Linked DNA regions of Homo sapiens: all the other regions are linked to region 1. A link is an interaction called in ENCODE POLR2A ChIA-PET data of the cell type or tissue named here. Cell type or tissue: Caco-2. All regions are shown on one strand. Region 1 holds the start of LINC01275 (long intergenic non-protein coding RNA 1275). Region 2 overlaps LOC107985386 (a long non-coding RNA gene). Region 3 has its middle 87 kb from the start of LINC01271.

The links. Peaks named below come from ENCODE experiments on the same cell type or tissue, not always from the same donor. Only the 100,000 strongest peaks of a DNase experiment are listed, where the experiment ranks them.
Region 2: POLR2A ChIA-PET joins it to region 1 with 5 read pairs; 2 of 35 experiments call an interaction of 5 or more read pairs at or near these places.
Region 3: POLR2A ChIA-PET joins it to region 1 with 7 read pairs; 4 of 35 experiments call an interaction of 5 or more read pairs at or near these places.

What each region holds. Positions count from the first base shown.
Region 1 is chr20:50,164,686-50,167,185 of GRCh38, reverse strand. LINC01275 (long intergenic non-protein coding RNA 1275) reads left to right here and starts at 986. Exons shown (of 2, transcript NR_183899.1): 1 at 986-1,156. RefSeq lists an enhancer at 445-1,644. In Caco-2, no CTCF peak of the experiment used is centred here; a DNase peak (open chromatin) is centred at 965; H3K4me3 peaks cover 1,099 bases.
Region 2 is chr20:50,243,938-50,246,437 of GRCh38, reverse strand. The region is part of intron 1 of LOC107985386 (a long non-coding RNA gene); the gene reads left to right. Among named protein-coding and RNA genes, the nearest start is that of PELATON, 22 kb to the left of the region's middle. In Caco-2, no CTCF peak of the experiment used is centred here; no DNase peak of the experiment used is centred here.
Region 3 is chr20:50,407,465-50,409,964 of GRCh38, reverse strand. No RefSeq gene overlaps it. Among named protein-coding and RNA genes, the nearest start is that of LINC01271, 87 kb to the right of the region's middle. In Caco-2, no CTCF peak of the experiment used is centred here; no DNase peak of the experiment used is centred here.

The DNA of each region.
Region 1 (2,500 bases):
GCGGAGGTTGCAGTGAACTGAGATAGCGCCACCGCACTCCAGCCTGGGTGACAAAGCAAAACTCCATCTCCAAAATAATAATAATAATAATAAGTGTTGGTGATGATGTAGAGAAATTGGAACCCTTGTGCACTGTTGGAATATAAAATGGAACAGCCAGGCCGGACGTGGAGGCTCACGCCTATAATCCTAGCACTTTGGGAGGCTGAGGCAGGTGGATCACTTGAGGTCAAGAGTTCAAGATCAGCCTGGCCAACATGGTGAAACCTTGTCTCTACTAGAATACAAAAATTAGCTGGGCATGGTGGCGCACACCTGTAATCCCAGCTACTTGGGTACCTGAGGCAGGAGAATGGCTTGAACCTGGGAGGCGGAGGTTGCAATAAGCCAAGATCACGCCACTGCACTCCAGCCTGGACAACAAGAGCAAAACTCCGTCTCAAAAAAATAAACAAATAAACAATAAATAAATAAATAAAATTTAAAAATGGAACAGCCAACCTGGAAAACAGTATGGCAGTTCTTCAACAAATTAAACACAGAAATTACCATATGATGCAGCAGTTCCACTTCTGGGTATATACCCAAAAGAATTGAAAGCAAGATCTTGAAGAAATATTTGTACACCCATATTCCATTAGCAACAGTGTTTACGATAGCTAAAAAGTGGAAACAACCTAAGTGTCCATCATCATCGATCACATGAACAAACAAGCAAAATGTGGTCCTTCAGCCTTAAAAAGGAATGAAGTTCTGACTCAAGCTATAATGTGAATGAAAGAGAGAGAGAAAAAAAAAGAGAAGAGAAGAGAAAAGAAGAAAAGGCAGCCGCTTTTCAAATGAGCTGACCCTGAGCCAGGCTTCTAGGAGCCAGAGGTGACTCAGCAGAGGCCCCACCCTCGATTCGCATGGGGAGACATTCCGGGGCAGCCTCCCGCTGACGTGTCTCAGCACATAATCACAAAGAGCCAAGCACGCATGAGTCAGAAGCAGTTATATCCCTAAGTCATAAAGCAGCAGCTGGGCCCAAGATTCCTGGCATCCTTCCAATCTCACCTCCCCCGCCCTATTTACCCAGGAGCAAAAGAAGCGGAGGGAAGCAACACAGCGCAGCGTGACTACGTGCTTGATCTGTCTCCTCCTAACGGGCATGCAGGTTGGTTCCAGTTTCCAGCGATCCTAAACACACTTGGCTGGACCTCCCTGTGCCTACAGAGGTGGGATTTTGTGACATAGGTGGGGGGAAATGGAATTGCTGGGGTGAATTGTAGATCCACGGGAGCTCCATTGCAACAGAAAAAGGCATGCCTCTTCAGTTTACTTACAGGTCAGGATTTCTAACCTTGGCCCCATTGACATCCTGGACTGGGTCATTCTTTGTTGTCAGGCAGCGGGGGAACCGTCCTCTGTAGGATGTTTAGCAGCATCCGTGGCTTCTACCCAATAGATGCCAGTAAATCACCACCTCCAGTTGTGACAACCAAAAATTTCTCCAGACATTGCCAAATGTCCCCTGGGAGTCAAAATCACCCCCAACTGAGAACCATTGCTGTAACTGTACAGAGCCTATGAGGATGAGGAGGATTTCTTTTTCTTTTCTTTTTTTTTTTAGACAGAGTCTCGCTGTGTCGCGCAAGCTGGAGTGCAGTGGCGCAGTCTCAGCTCTCTGCAACCTCTGCCTCCTGTGCTCAAGTGATTCTCCTGCCTCAGCCTCCCGAGTAGCCAGGATTATAGGCATGCGCCACCGCGCCCAGCCAATTTTTGTATTTTTAGTAAAGACGGGGTTTCACCATGTTGCCCAGGCTAGTCTTGAACTCCTGACCTCAGGTGATCCACCTGCCTCGGCCTCCCAAAGTGCTGGGATTACAGGCATGAGCCACCGCGCCTGGCCTACGAGGAGGATTTCTAAGCACAGATTCTTTAAACAGGTTTTATGTGTTATTGACTTTCTTCTCTTTGGGCAGAAGGACATTTTACCTCCCTAGAAGGGGTGCAATGACATTGATAGTCACTAGTTTAAGAATAAGAGATGTCCCTTGCAAGCAGACTCAGAGAAAAAAAAAAGGGTCTCAGTTCCTAATTGGGATAAATAACGAGATTTGAATCTGAACGATAGAAATTAAATTATAGGCCAGGCGCAGTGACTCACACCTGTAATCCCACTGCTTTGGGAGGCCGAGGCAGACAGATGACGAGGTCAGGAGATCGAGACCATCCTGGCCAACATGGTGAACCCCATCTCTACTAAAAAAAAAAAATACAAAAATTAACTGGGTGTGGTGGCGTGTGCCTGTAGTCCCAGCTACTCGGGAGGCTGAGGCAGGAGAATTGCTTTAACCTGGGAGGCGGAGGTAGCGGTGAGCCAAGATCACGCCATTGCACTCCAGCCTGGGCAACAAGAGCGAAACTCCATCTCAAAAAAAAAAAAAAAAAAAGAAAAGAAAGAAAAGAAGTTAAATTATAGCATTGCACCAATGTGACATTTTCTGATTTTAAAAAC
Region 2 (2,500 bases), 79 kb before region 1:
GGCCAGTTCCATCTCCAACTACATCCAAAACCGGTCAGTGGGCACAGGCCAGGGTATATGCCCCCCTAATTGCTCCCTGGCTCCATTAGTACCATGTGTGGCTCCTCCTGCAGCACCCAGCACACCCAGCCAGACCCAGAAAGGCTGATGCTGCCCCAGGTGCCCACCCTGGCTGGAGGGAGAGGGCAGCTCAGGCCGATGAGTCCTGGAGTAGTGGGGAACAACTAAGGGCCTCTGAGCAGGGGCAGGACCCGAGCTGGGAAGGTTGAAAGGTCAAGATCTAGCATTCGGGACCTCGCCATCTACCCTTTGACCCTTGTGGGATAGTAGAATGGCCAAGAGCCCAAGTCGCCTGGGTTCAAACCCAGGCTTCGATATTTGTAGCTGTGTTGCTGTGAGCAAGTTACTGGGCTTTTCTAACCTATCTAACCTCAACTAACCTATCTGTAAAATGGGACTAGTAATAGCCTACAACTGTCAAGAGTTGAAATGCAGCAATGACTTGTAAAGTACGTAGTACAGTGCCTGGCACTTAGTAGGTGTTCAGTAAGTGGATGCTGGTAGGAGTTTCTGCATCTACCAGGCAGTTTCGCTTATCATGCAGTTTCCTCTGTCTGGCAAGCCCATCTCCATACTTCTCCTCGTAGGAACTCCTATGCATCCCTTAAGGCCCTGCCCAAATAGTCCCACCTCTGAGGAGCCATCACTAACCCCTTACTTAAACAAACACAGGAAGCCCTTTCTTCTGGGCTCCCTGCCACCACATACTCCTCCCACAGCCTGGCCACACTGTCGGCAGATGAGCTGATGCCCGTGGGGCTCACCAGTGGATTACCAGTGCCTGCCTGGCGTGGAGAGCTGTGAATGAAAAGCTGCCCTCGCCTTAGTCAACTAAAAACAGAACACAAAAATCCCCACGGATGTGGAAAGAGCTTATAGTCTCCAGCCAAATTTTGAAAATGTTCTCAGGCCACCACCAGAGCAAAGGACAGTGCAGATCCCAATATGTAGAATTCAGGGTTGAAAATTCCTTTAATCAAATCAGTTATAGATTTTAAAAGGGAAGGGGCCAGAATACCATGTGGCTAGGTAAGAAGAATGAGGCAGCTCTGTGTGCTGATCTAGAACAGTCTCCAGGATAAGTTGTCAAATAATTAAAAAAAAAAAAAAATGAGGAGCAGAACACTGTAAGAAACATATTGGCTACCATTTGTGTGGAAGGGTGGGAGGGAGGCAAGGACAACATAGATATTTGTTTGTATGTACATAAATTAACTCTGGCCAAAATAGCAGGTTAACAGTGGCTGCCTCTAAGGAGGGGGAGTCAGAGGCTGGGGAAAGGAGAGAGTGAGGAATTGCCTTTCATTCCATACCCCTTTCTACTTTTGGATTTTGTAGCATTTGCTCACCATAGCTATTCAAAAATTAGCACATAAGCACATGTTTAGGGCATTGGAATTCACATACTCCAGCAGCAGGCCCTACCTGATTCAGGAACACTTCTCAGCACCCCTGACAGGCTATCCTGCTTTGAATGCTCCCAGTGACGGGGAGCTCAGTACTTTACCTGCCAGCTAATCCATCCAAAGGGTAGCTTGGAAGGATGGATTTGGGCTCAGTGACAGGAAGCAGGAATGTGCTTCTGGAGCCACACACAGGTGCCTCTTTCTTGCCCCTGACGTTGGGCAGAGATGTGACTGCCTGCCTAAGAACCTGCTCAGAGGGCCTGCCTGTCCCTGGGCCCAGGTGGGAGGTAGGCAGGAAGGTAGGGTGTGCTCTGCTGTGACTCAGGCCCCACGGGTGCCCGGAGCACAACCAGCTTCCCAGGACACAGCGCTGTGACTCAGGGCCACACAGCAGGGCCAACCCAGGTGGCAGCTGGCGGGCCACCAGCACACCCGCACCCTTCCCAGCCTCAATCCCCAGCAGGGCCTCTGTTGCCAGCATAAACCACCTCGCTCACCGCTGTCCCCATCCACAGAGGATGGAATGAGGAAATGAAGACCCTGGCACCAGACAGCCTGGGTTCAAATCCTGCCTCTGCCATTTGCTGGCTGAATGGTCCAGTGAGCCTGAGCCTCAGTTTCTCCATCCATACAAAGGGTGAGCCATGCTGCCTCGCCTTCCTCATAGGGTTGCCACGAAGATGCTGAGTTCATCCGAGAAAGGGTCCTGGATCAGCCCGGGCAGAGTCTTATGCAAATGTAAGCCATTATTATTGTGGGTGCCCAGCCAGATGTGGTGGTCACTGACATCGGAGCCTCGAAGGAAGCTTGGGTGCCTCCGCTCACCCCGCTGGCCTGGTCAGCAGGCCCAGGAGGAGCAGGCCTCCTGGGGCACCTGGCCTTGGGAAGGTTCAGGGACTCTAGGTCCCCCTGCCAGGTTATGAGCTCCATGACAACAGAAATTTTTCCCTCTCTCATTAGTGGGGCCCAGTGCCTGGTCCTGGTGCCTGGGATAACGGCTGGCACACAGGCAGAGTGAGCCTCACAGACCTGCA
Region 3 (2,500 bases), 240 kb before region 1:
GTGATTGCAACTTTATAATAAAATTTCAAAATGGAGAAAGCTACTCAGACGAGCAAACTGTGAGAAAATTGCCCTCTGTGGGTGGTCCCATTAAAAAAATTCATATTCTTCTATTTTACGAATTTTCAATATTTGAACAAAGTTAACTTCCCGAAAAAGCATCCCTGTGCAGATTACATAATCCACTTGAGCTACAATTTGTGTTGTGCAAGTTCTGTCCTCAAACGTGCCAAGGCAGCCAGATGGGAAAAGAAGAAATGAAATTATCTCTAGTCATAGAACACATGATTGTGAATGGAGCAAAGTCTAAGGAATCCACAAAAAGCAAATAGGAAAAGTGTGACCTGGGACTTAGTGCAGGATAAAGTCACAGCTTTGCTGAAATATGAGTTCCATCTCCTTGGGCATGTCACAAACTTCTCCACTTGGATGGGGTGATTTTTTTTTTTTCCTCCAGGGGACATTCAGCAATGCTGGGGACATTCAGCGATTTTGGAGACATATTCTGTCATCACAACTTGGAGTAGTGACATGCTGCTGGCATCTAGATGGTAGAAGCCAGGGATTCTGCTAAACATCCCACAACGCCCAGGACAGCCCCCACAACAGGGAATTATGTGACCCCAAACGTCCACCTTGCTGAAGTGGAGAGCCCTGCCCTAAACATGTCTATTGGGCCTGCTTCCTGGCTTTTGCTATCACAAGCCACACTGTCGTGGTCTGTAGGGCACACAACTCTGTGGACGTGTGCGAGTATTTCTGCAAGATGTTTTTCTGGGGGATGGAATTACTATAGCATTCCCGTTCACTCTTAGATGCGATAGCCTCTCGAATGCTGCTGAGATGCCCTTTCCAGCTTGTCCCAGGCACTGCACTAGGAGGTTGGGAATGCATCTGTCTGCACCCAGGGGAGCTGTGAGAAGTGCTTACTGTGTTCTGCTTAACACGTTGTGTGGATTAATTCATTAGGTCCTCCTGAAATCCCCTGAGGTAGGCGCTGCCATCACGCCTGTGTCAGAGATAAGGAACCAGGCTGCGAGGCAGCACAGGGGCTGGATCAGCTGGTCCCAAAGCCAGCAGACTCCCCCAAACCTCAATGCTCTGGCCCAGGAGTTCTCAACCTGGCTGTGCATCAGAATCACCTGGGGAATCCTAAAAATCTTGATTCAGAGGTGACCCCGCTGGCCCAGTAAGGTCAGGCATGGTTCTGGAATCAAATAGATCTTGAATTCAATTTTGGCTCCTCCACCTCTTGGCTGTGTGACCTGGGGTCAGTGACTTTACCTCTCTGAGCCTCAGGGTTGACATATGAAAAAAGTATAGCATTAGTCCCTACCGCAGAGGGTGGTCATGAGGATTCAGTGAAATGCCCTACATCACAGGCTAAACGTGGCGCCTGGTATACTTAATGAGTAAGTGATCATTAAGGGTTGATTCTTATTTTTATTTTTGGAGCAGGGCTCAAGCACCTCTGTATGTGTATGTAGGTGTGTGTGTTTGTGTGTGCGTGTGCTTGTGTCTGTGTGTGTGTGTGAGTGTGTGTGTGGTTAAGCCTCTTAACTGATTCTGTTGGGCCCAGCTATTCATGCACCTATCCATTCATGCATTCATTTCTTTATGTGCTAATCCATTCATACATGCATTTATTCAACACATTTACTTAACAAAGACCATGTGCCTGTCTAGGCTTTAGAACCCGAGGATGAAAAAGCAATCAAGACATACAGAAACGTAGACCGGGCGCGGTGGCTCACGCCTGTAATCTCAGCACTTCGGGAGGCCGAGGGGGGGCAGATTAACAGGTCAGGAGTTCGAGACCAGCCTGGCCAACATGGTGAAACCCCATCTCTACTAAAAATACAAAAATTAGCCAGGTGTAGTGGCACGTGCCTGTGGTCCCAGGTACTTGGGAGGCTGAGGCTGGAGAATCACTTGAACCCTGGAGGCGGAGATTGCAGTGAGCAGAGACCGTGCCATTGCACTCCAGCCTGAGTGACAGAGTGAGACTCCATCTCAAAAAAAAAAAATGCACAGAAACTCTCCTCTCATGGAGCGGACAGGAGTATCAGGTGGGGAGTTAGACTAGGAAAAATAAATGAATACACACGTTCTTTTGTTGTTGTTGTTTTGAGACAGGGTCTCACTCTGTCACCCAGGCTGGGGTACAGCGGCACGATCTCGGCTCACTGCAACCTCCACCTCCTGGGTTCAAGCAATTCTCCTGCCTCAGCCTCCTGAGTAGCTGGGATTACAGGTATGTGCCACCATGCCTGGCTAATTTTTGTAATTTGAGTAGTGATGGGGTTTCACCACGTTGCCCAGGCTGGTCTCAAACTCCCGGCCTCAAGCGATCTGCCCCGGCCTCCCAAAGTGCTGGGATTCCACGTGCGAGCCACCGTGCCCCGCTGAATAAACATGTTCTATAAAGCCATGTGGTATAAACTATTGGCAACATAAATCAGTAGGCTAGTGGGACCACATGGAATGGGGGTCCTCTTCC